Regions from separate parts of the Homo sapiens genome. Here region 2 is linked to region 1. Evidence: read pairs that join two places in POLR2A ChIA-PET (ENCODE). Cell type or tissue: PC-3. All regions are shown on one strand. Links, peaks and the distances in the headings refer to the core of each region. The heading gives the core; the rest is flanking DNA.

What was found. ChIA-PET counts read pairs that join two places held together with the same protein. Peaks named below come from ENCODE experiments on the same cell type or tissue, not always from the same donor. Only the 100,000 strongest peaks of a DNase experiment are listed, where the experiment ranks them.
Region 2: POLR2A ChIA-PET joins it to region 1 with 12 read pairs; 3 of 35 experiments call an interaction of 5 or more read pairs at or near these places.

Annotation. Positions count from the first base shown.
Region 1 is chr20:45,171,604-45,176,982 of GRCh38, forward strand. It overlaps PI3 (peptidase inhibitor 3), which reads left to right and starts at 3,299. Exons shown (of 3, transcript NM_002638.4): 1 at 3,299-3,398; 2 at 4,258-4,533; 3 at 4,767-4,941. The coding sequence starts at 3,320. The coding sequence ends at 4,532. RefSeq lists an enhancer at 2,889-4,088. In PC-3, for the core only: no CTCF peak of the experiment used is centred there; DNase peaks (open chromatin) are centred at 2,128 and 3,178; H3K4me3 peaks cover 1,322 bases; H3K27ac peaks cover 2,954 bases.
Region 2 is chr20:45,280,910-45,286,288 of GRCh38, forward strand. The region is part of intron 2 of LOC105372630 (a long non-coding RNA gene); the gene reads left to right. Among named protein-coding and RNA genes, the nearest start is that of RBPJL, 23 kb to the right of the region's middle. In PC-3, for the core only: no CTCF peak of the experiment used is centred there; a DNase peak (open chromatin) is centred at 2,952; H3K27ac peaks cover 1,022 bases.

The sequences.
Region 1 (5,379 bases), core at 237-5,236:
GCCACTATCTTGTATGTCATTTTTATAGTTTTTTCATTTTTTATGTATCCCTTTTTGAGCTTTGCTTCATATGTAAATATGCCTAGGCAATATATTTCCCAGTTCTCCTTCATTTGAGTTTTATGACAAGTGGGTAATTCTAAATATTGTCACTGTGGACTTGTGTTGTTTATTCAACATTATTTTAATTATGGTCATATTGTGCATGGCTGTAATTCAGTTATTTTCATAATTGTATAATACTTCCTTGCATTAATATGTCATGACATATTTATGCATTAATATGTCATGACATATTTATCCAGTATTTTAGTATTGGTAACATGGACTGTTTCCAGTATGTTATTGTTAAAAACAGTACTTTTATGAACATTATTGTGCATGTTTCTTGGTAAACATGTGGAAATATTTTCCTTAATTAAATCTTTAGGAGTGCAATTGCTGAATTATAGATTGTGTACACATTCAATTTTACTAGCTGATGTCAAACTGTTTTTAAATGTTTCACCAATATAGACTCTCATTAGTAATGCATAAAAGTTTCTTTTCTACTACAAATCAATAAGAAAAGATAAACAACCCATTCAAATCTAAAATAAAAGTTGAAATTAAATAAATAAGTAAATAAAAGGTAAGATACTTGAATTGGCACTTCACAAAAGAGGATAGCCAAATGGATAATAGAAATATTAAAAATGGGCCGGGTGCAGTGGCTCATGTCTGTAATCCTAGCACTTTGGGAGGCCAAGGCAGGTGCATCATCTGAGGTCAGCGGTTCGAGACAAGCCTGACCAACATGGTGAAACTGCAAAATATAAAAATTAGCTGGGCATGGTGGCATGTGCCTGTAATCCCAGCTACTTGGGAGGCTGAGGCAAGAGAATCACTTGAACCTGGGAGGTGGAGGTTGCAGTGAGCTGAGATTGTGCCATTGAACTCCAGCCTGGGTGACAAGAGCGAAATTCCATCTCAAAAAAAAAAAAAAAAAAAAAAGGAGTATTAAAAATGGGTCAGCTTCACCAGTTATTAGGAAAGTGTAAATTCAAATCACAGGAAATCCCACAAGATGTCCACCTGAATGGCTAATGAAAAGGCAAATCATATGAGGCATTGGTGAGATTATGGAGCAAATGGAATGCTCACACATTGCTGATAGCAGTGTGAATTGGTACAATGATGTTGGAAAATTGATTGCAGTATTTATGACAGCTGGATGTATCTATACTCTGTGATCTGTACTCTGTGATCCAGCAATTCCATTCCTAACCATATATCCAAAATAAATGCATACCTATGTTCTGCAAGAGATATGTACAAGAATATTCATAGCAACACTATAATAGCTAAAACCTAGAAATATCCAATGTATATTGACAGTAGAATGAATATATAACATTTTTGGTATTTTTCATAGAATACTGTACAGCAGTGAAAATGATGAACTACAGGTGTAGACTTCAAAATGGATGACTCTCAAAAATATAATGTTGAGCAACATAAGCAGGACATATGAACACTATACCTTAGATTTCATTTACATACAAATTGAAAAAGTATACTAAACTGAATATATATTTCAGAATACAGACAGAAGTGGCATAACTATAAAGGAAAGCAAGGGCTAATTACCATAAAATCTTAGGAAGCAGTTATCTCTGGGGAGGAAGGAGAATGAAGCAACTGAGGAGAGGCATGGAGCATAGATATAGCAAATATTCTCCTCCTTTACCTGGCAGCTCATTTTAATGCTATTCTTTAAAGAATATAGGTATTTTCTGTGAGCTTTTTATTTGTTTGTATGGCTTATTGTACAATGAGCTTTTGTGTAAGGTAGCCAAAGGCTTCCACAGTCTGACATTCGTTTATGTCTCCCTCAGTTTCAGGCTTGGTGGGCATGTGGTCAGAGTCTAAATCGACAAGGGGTGGGGATTTCACCAGCTGAATTAGTGTCCAATAATTAGTTTGTTACCTTCCCTGCCTTAACTCCACCTCAACTCAGTGACTTTCTTAACTCAGATTCTGTCCCTGACAATACCCAACTTCAGGATATTCATTTCTATTACTCAGAACTTTTGGTAACAATGACAGAATAGTAAGTCAGACTAGCTGAAGCAGAGGGCTAATTTATTGCCTCATAACCCAACCATGAGAAGGGTGTGTGAAGAACTGCTCTCAAGGTAAAGGAGGGAAACCTGGCTGTGTCATCTGAATCTTCTCTCACCATCACTTCTCTCCTTGTCTCAGTGTATTAGAGTCGTTTTTCTCAGACAATTGATCTCCACCCCCAGACTTAGATAACCACTTCTGGAATTCCCTGGTTCATATATATCACCTTTTCCAGAAGAAGGAACCCCCGTTTTCCCCTTTCATTACTCATTCAAATAAAATATGTTAATAGACCAGACCAAGTCTCACACACAACACACACACACACACTCACACACACACACACACACACACACCCCTACCTGTGGTCAGGGGTCAGGCTTTCATGATTAGCAGTCCCCATTAGACTCACAAGTTGATGGTTCAAAGAGACAACAATTCTTCACAAGAAACAGGGTGCTGTTCAAAGAAGTGGGGAGGCATGCTGGACACACACACTGTAGATGTCCAATGTATACATGATACATGTTTTCTACTACTTTCTGATTATTTTCTCCCTACCACTGTGATTTCAAGGGCATCATCCCTCTTCAGACCTAGAATTCCACCTTCCAATTACTTTCTTGATGCATCTGAAAGGCCGTCTCTGAAACAGCAAAGTGCAATAATTAGTCATTATGTATTCAAGGCAAATTTGTCTTACAGAGTTTTTTGCAGGACCAGGGAAGAAGGAAGGAAATGCCCAGTTTGATGCTGGGAGTGGTAAAATGATAAAGTAGATCTGGGTGGGGTTTGTAGCACCAGAGCATAATGGAGAAACACCTTGGTTTTGTAATCAAGACTGGATCTACCAGTGACTTGCTGAATAACCTTCGGTGATTCCTTTCTCTTCTTGGGTCTCACTGTATTTCAAAACATGAAGAATTTCATTGTAATGTTACCTAATAAGTGAGCCAGCACTTCTACTCTGTGAGAAAGTAGGAAAACTCTTGGGACAATCAGAGATGATGTGATGTAATGTCCATTAGTTCTTCCTGTGAATAATCCTGAGGGAAAGCCCCCAGGTCCCTCCCAGAATGGGGTGGATATTTCCCAATACAGCTAAGGAATTATCCCTTGTAAATACCACAGACCCGCCCCTGGAGCCAGGCCAAGCTGGACTGCATAAAGATTGGTATGGCCTTAGCTCTTAGCCAAACACCTTCCTGACACCATGAGGGCCAGCAGCTTCTTGATCGTGGTGGTGTTCCTCATCGCTGGGACGCTGGTTCTAGAGGCAGCTGTCACGGGAGGTGAGTGAACAGGTGACCTGCTGGGCTGGGTTGGACTAAGGGGAGACCCTCTGGGACACCCTGGGCCAGGACAGGGAGCACTTCTGAAGCAGTAGGCAGCACTGGAGCCCAGATTTCAGCTTTCTGTTCTTTGCCATCATATTCAGAAAAAATAGGACTTTGGCTGGTGGACTCCACGTGCTTTCCACCTCAGTGACTGAGATATCAGGACTGTTTGTGGAAGTAATGTTGGTATGTGGCCTTGGCCTCAGATGTCAATACCTGTGCAGAATGTGCAATAAAATAATGAACTCCAGGATTTTAAACCTTGGGTGTGGACACAGTCCCCCGTTTCTCTGCCCCATAAAAGCACTGGAGTAATCAGTACTCTAAAAGGAGGTTAAGAAACAACAAGCCTTCAGGAATCATGTTGTTTGAGGACCCCCATTTTATAAGGAGGGAACCAAAAATGTAGAAATGAGTGAGCAATTGCCAAGGTAATTCCCAGAGCCAGGATGGGGCTCAAGTCTCCTAGTATGTGGCTCAGGGTTCTTTCCTACTCCAATGCACTTCCTAACAAATGACAATGTGTCCTCTTCACTGCTGGGTGTCACCCCAGTCTGACCACTGCTCCTGAGAGACTTGGAGTGGAGGAAGGGGGAAGAAACAAATACTCAAGGGAACTCTGGTCCAGTAGACCACCCCAAAAAAGGAAGAGCCTTCCAAGAGTGTAGCTCCCAGAGGTGTACCTTCCCTACTCAGGCCATGGTTTGAGGATGCTGCAGTAAGCAGTGGATGGACCCAGACCCAGAGGAAAGACATGGCAGCTGAAGCAGAGGCTTACTGGGTATAAATGTGGGCTCGTTTCTTCTTTTAACAGTTCCTGTTAAAGGTCAAGACACTGTCAAAGGCCGTGTTCCATTCAATGGACAAGATCCCGTTAAAGGACAAGTTTCAGTTAAAGGTCAAGATAAAGTCAAAGCGCAAGAGCCAGTCAAAGGTCCAGTCTCCACTAAGCCTGGCTCCTGCCCCATTATCTTGATCCGGTGCGCCATGTTGAATCCCCCTAACCGCTGCTTGAAAGATACTGACTGCCCAGGAATCAAGAAGTGCTGTGAAGGCTCTTGCGGGATGGCCTGTTTCGTTCCCCAGTGAGGTGAGCACTAGCTGGAGAACGAGGAGACCCCTGAAGACACAAAAGAAGGCTGAGCGGTGGGGAAGCATCCCAGGTTGGTGGGAGGGAGGTTGTGGGAGGTGACAGAAAGACTGGGAGACTGAGGGGTCTGAGAGGCTATAACCAGAGTGCCTAGAAGGATGATCTGTCTTCCTCACTGCCTCTGAGTGCTTTGATGTGCTGACTCTCACCTCTGATACTCTTCTCTTCCACAGAGGGAGCCGGTCCTTGCTGCACCTGTGCCGTCCCCAGAGCTACAGGCCCCATCTGGTCCTAAGTCCCTGCTGCCCTTCCCCTTCCCACACTGTCCATTCTTCCTCCCATTCAGGATGCCCACGGCTGGAGCTGCCTCTCTCATCCACTTTCCAATAAAGAGTTCCTTCTGCTCCACTTGTTTCTGGTTCCTATGACTTCTGGGCTCCTGGATGCTTTGGGGAAATGGATGTAGAATTGGGACTTCTTCTCTCCAGTGAAGAGGGGAAACGGTCCCATGGTGAAAGAGAGCAGGGCGGGGGGAGGAAACAGGAGGCACATTGCTAGGGCTTCATATTACAAATCCAATAATCAGCCCCAGTGCTGCCAGCTCCTTTTCACCAGGAAATGGAAATATGGAAATCTTGCCTTTGGCCAAGGACCAGGAAAAACACAAAACACAAAAAATAAATAAACATTACATAAACCATAAGCAGGTCTTTTTTTTCCAATCCACCATCAGTCCTGACCTGGCTACTGTCGGCCTTACCAGTGTGACCAGCCAACCCTTATGGCTGCAACTACAGCTCCCCACTTCCTTCTCATTAATGTTTCCCAGGAATCTATATCTTTTCA
Region 2 (5,379 bases), core at 227-5,226, 110 kb after region 1:
GGTGAGTTCAGGTCCTAGCCTTCCCCTTCCTGGCTGTTTAATGGGGAAAATAAAAACGCCTACTTCATTTGCCAATTCTGAGGATTAAATAAGATGCCTGGCACATAACAGTCACACAATAAGTGTTTGCTGTTGTTACCCTGCTGTTACTACTGCCCTCTGCACCACGCTTCACATGCATGCTCTAATTTAATCCCTGCATTGTGGGCTGAGATTTACAAATCAAGATGTACTCTCATTTTTTTTTTAAAGAAATTGAGGCTCAGAGGGGTTACAAGTGAGATTTTTTTGAACATGCTGCAGCTAGAAAGTGGCAAAGCAGAGATTCAAACTCGGGTGGGCCTGGCCCTAAAGTGTTAGCCCTTGCTATATGATATACTGTATCCTCAAAATGACTTTCTCTGGGGAAGAGCAAATCCATAAAATGTACATACATTCACACTCCTTCTAAAAAGTAATAAGGGGCCAGGCTCAGTGGCTGACGCCTGTAATCCCAGCACTCTGGGAGGCCAAGTCGGGTGGATCACTTGAGGTCAGGAGTTCAAGACCCCATCTCTACTAAAAATACAAAAATTAGGCAGGCATGATGGTGCATTCCTGTAATCCCAGCTACTCAGGAGGCTGAAGCGGGAGAATTGCTTGAACCCAGGAGGCAGAGGTTGCAGTAAGCCGAGATCGCACTACTGCATTCCAGCCTGGGCAACAGAGCAAGACTGTCTCAAAGAAAAAAAAAAGAAAGAAAAATAGGAAGTAATATGGAAATATATAGCAAAAAGTCTTACAGATGCTTGTACCATTTATAAAATGCCTAAATAAAACAGTTGGAGTTATGTATAACAAGATATTATTAGTTTCTCTTTTGTTTGTGGAAATGCACATGATGTTTTAGTCAATTACTATTTCTGCTATCTCAAGACAACTCCTGGCCAGGCTCAGTGGCTCACTCCTGTAATCCTAGCACTCTGGGAGGCCAAGGCAGGTGGATCACTTGAGCCTAGGAGTTCGAGATCAGTTTGGGCAACATGGCGAAACCCTGTCTCTACCAAAAAAGAATGAAAAAAAAAAAAAAAAAACTAGCTGAGTGTGGTGGTGTGCACCTGTAGTCCCAGCTACTCGGGTAAGGAGGATCACCTGAGGCTGGGAAGTGGAGGTTGCGGTGAGCCAAGATCTTGCCACTCCACTACAGCCTAGGCAACAGAGTGAGACTGTCTCAAAAAAAAGAAAAAAGAAAAAAAAAACAGATAAAAGACCACTCCTTTCTCTGGGTTGCAGGGCATAAGAAATTACAATGGGTACACAAGACATCAAGGAACAAAGAGACCACAAGTCCTCTGCACACCTCCCAGGGGCAACATGACTCTTTGAAATAGATGTGACACCCTCTGGAGGAGGGGGACATGAACAGTCTCTGTTGGGGAAAGTAACTAGGGTCTTAATTTTCTCATTTCTATTGCAAAATGTCATCATCCAGAATTCTTTCCAATAACACATCAGCCCCTTTGAATTTACCTCACACATTTTTTAAAGGTGTTGTTTGCTTACTGTCTGTTTTTTCCTTTCTACTCTCTCTCCCATCCTGTTGTTTCTATATTTGATACAAATATTTAAATTAAACATAGTAGAAGGATGGTTTGCATTAGGGCTTATGTTGCACTTGGCCGTGATGCCCAGGGCCCAGGTGCACGTGCCTCCAACAGCAGGGCAGACACCTGTTAGCCAGTGATTTTTTTATTAGAAAAATAATACAAGAACTTCTAATTAAAGATGGCAAAATGAAAGTGATGTAGCTCCACTTTCTTCTTGGAAACCCACAGCCTTCCTTCTTTGATGAAATTAGAAAGCAGTTTCAATCCTGGGCCACAGTTGGTTTTGAAGATGTGGATGGGAGGGTAACAGGGAAACCCACTGGAAAGGGTTAAGGTGCAGCTCAAGTGAAAACAATAGAGGTGAAAGCTCCAAGCACAGAGCCTGGCACATAGTAGGTGCTCCATGGCCCTTATTCATGAAGGACGCTTGTTTTCTTCAAGCAGAGGGACTGCTAAGCTTGAGCCAGGAGGAAGGGTGTGGGGAAGAGCCAGCATGAATGAGGGCCACTGCCAGGAGAGGTGTCTCTTTCTCTCCCTCACACACACACACACACACACACACACACAACACAAACACACACCAAAACACAAACACACACCAAAACACACATACACATACAAACACACAATATACACACACAAACATACAACACAAACACAACACACACACCAACACATACGTATGGAAACACACAGATACACATGTACACACACTCAAATACATACACACACATATACATACACAGAAACACATATACACAACACACACACGTACACAAACACACAGAAGCACACCACACACGCACACATATACATGGAAACACACACACACACACACACACACACACACACACTTTCTCCACGAGAAGGAGCAGAATCCAGGCCAAACCCATGGAATCAGATCCTGGGGCAGAACCAGCCACGAGTCAGCCAGTGGGCGGGGTCAGGGAGATCTGGAGGACATGTGGATGACTTGGGGGGTGGCCCCCACTCAAACCAGACCCCTCTGTCCTTTGACATCCCCAGCCTTCAGTCCAAACCCTCTGCCTGGCACCCAACTTGAGGCTGGAGAGAGGGTGTGGCTGAGCTTCAGCCCTGACAAAAGCCGCACCTCTCTGCCAGCCACAGCTGTGGCCCATGGGAGGGAGCTAGATCCTGGGCTGGGACCTGAAAGGTCTGGCCCCACCCAGCATGGCGATTATCTTGACATGTAAACTTGGGCAAGTTACTCTCCCTCTCCAGTCCTGAATTTTCCCTTCTGCAAAATGGGAGTAGCCACATTGCCTTGTCTTCCTCCAAGGGGATGGTTGTGTGGCTCTGCTGAACTATTCATAATAGGAAATTGCTTTGTGACTCGCCCAAAACATTAGTCACTGTGATTATTAGCATCATCATCATTATTGTTCCTCAATCCACATGCCAACTGTCCTCCACCCTCTCTCTCCTCTTGCCCTCTGGAAAGCAGCTGAGTTGACAGTGGAAGGCTCCCCAGCACTCCCACGAGTCCTTCCCTGACTTACCTCTCTCCTCCAAGAACCTCTGCCTTTTGCCAGCTGGTATTGAGTCAAGGGAAGGCCCCCGCTTTCATCCCAAACATTCTCCCCCCGACTGACCACCCTGATGAAGTGGCAAGAGCCCTGCTCATCAAGGGGCTCACTGATGGTTTGGGGGCATATCTCATCCTCTCTCTGACCTCAGCTGCCTCATCTGTAGAGGGAAAGTGTTGATGCAAACTTCACAGTGTTGGCATGAGCACTACACAGGATCATGTAAGATAAAGAGCCCATTTCAGGCCGGATGCAGTCACTCATGCCTATAATACCAGAGCTTTGGGAGGCTGAGGTGGGAGGATCACTTGCGCCCAGGAGTTTCAGACCAGCCTGGACAACATAGTGAGATCTCATCTCTACAAAAAATGAAAAAAATAGCTAGTTGTGGTGGCATGCACCTGTAGTCCTAGCTACTCAGAAGGCTAAGGTGGGAAGATCACTTGAGCCTGCGAGAGCAAGCCTTCAGTGAACTGTGATTGTGCCACTGCACTCCAGCCTGGATGACAGAGCAAGACCCTGTCTCCAAAAAAAAAGCGGGGGGAATAGGGTACAGGTGGGGGCTGGACAATAGGCTCTGGGAAGCTTGTCATTGCATTTGTCTGTGTAGTGTAGAATAGCTAAACTATCCAGACATCCATCAATAAGAAATGGTTAAGTGAAATACAACACATACATAGAGTAGAATACTACACAGCCCTTAGAAAGAATGGAGGAAGGCATGGTCAGAGTTCTTGGTTGCAAGCAACAGACATGCCACACCTGGCTGATATCAGACAGACCATTTCACAAGTCCAGGGTGTACCATCCACACTGGGTTCTATGTAAATACCCCCCTCCTGCTATGTTTTTTGAAACTGTGAAACTTAGAAGCTTTGCAAAGATACCAGGGAGTTTATAGAAATAATGATTAGAGGCTGGGCATGGTGGCTTATGGCTGTAATCCCAGCACTTTGGGAGGCCGAGGCAGGCGGATCACAAGGTCAAGAGATCGAGACCATCCTGGCCAACATGGTGAAACCCCGTCTCTACTAAAAATACAAAAATTAGCCGAGTGTGTTGGCGTGTGCCTGTAGTTCCAGCTGCTCGGAAGGCTGAGGCAGGAGAATCGCTTGGACCTGGAAGGTGGAGGTTGCAGTGAGCCAAGATCACGTCCCTGCACTCCAGCCGAGCAACAGAGCAAGACTCCATCTCAAAAAAAAATAAAAAATAAAATAAAATAAAATAAGAAATAATGATCAGAAACCAAGGAAGTCAGCCGAGGTCACCGGCAAGAATCATCTGGTCAGGATTTTTTCAGTGGCTCTCAATATCATCCCCATCGTAAATGGCTTTCCAACTGTTCCTGCACCTTTGGCTTATTCTCTCAAGACTATATCCCCAAGGAAAAGGCATAGAATAATTAAACCTCAGCCATGCATTTTATTTATTAACAAACACTCATGTTTGTACATACTATATACCAGGCACTGTTGTAAGAATGTTAAGTGGATTGTCTCCTGATTGCTTTATTTGAATTTATTTAATCCTCACAACAATTCTATGAGGTTGGTGCTATTATTAACTTCATTTTCTGAATGACAACACTGAGACAACTTGTCCAATTTATTTGACAAATAAGCAAACCTGGGATTTTAAACCAAACAAACTGGTTTTGGAGCACTACACTAGCTGCCTCTACAGGCATAGGAGACGTCTAGAAGGAATCACAAGAAATCATTCTGTGGTAATCTCTAGGGAATAGGATTAACGGAAGCAGGGGATCTTTTTTCACTTGATCGGTTCTATGCTATAGACGTTTTGTTTATTTATTTTTTGAGACAGTCTCACTCTGTCGCCCAGGCGAGAGTACAGTGGTGCAATCTCAGCTCGCTGCAACCTCCGCCTCCCAGGCTCAAGCTATCCTCCCACCTCAGCCTCCCAAGTAGCTGGGACTACAGGTGCATGCCACCATGACCACCTAATATTTGTATTTTTAGCAGAGATGAGGTTTCTTCATGTTGGCCAGGCTGGTCTCAAACTCCTGAGCTCAAGCCATCTGCCCACCTTGGCCTCCCAAACTGCTAGGATTGTAGGCATGAGCCACTGTGTCTGGCCTAAGTTTTATTTTAATGACGACCCTGGACGGCTTGTATGGTGAAAATATTTTTAATACAAAGGTTTTATCTATCTGATTTTTGTTTGTTTGTTTTAGTCTGTGTATGTGAAGCCAAAAGCTGAGCTAGCTCTGAGGGAAGGAGGGCTAG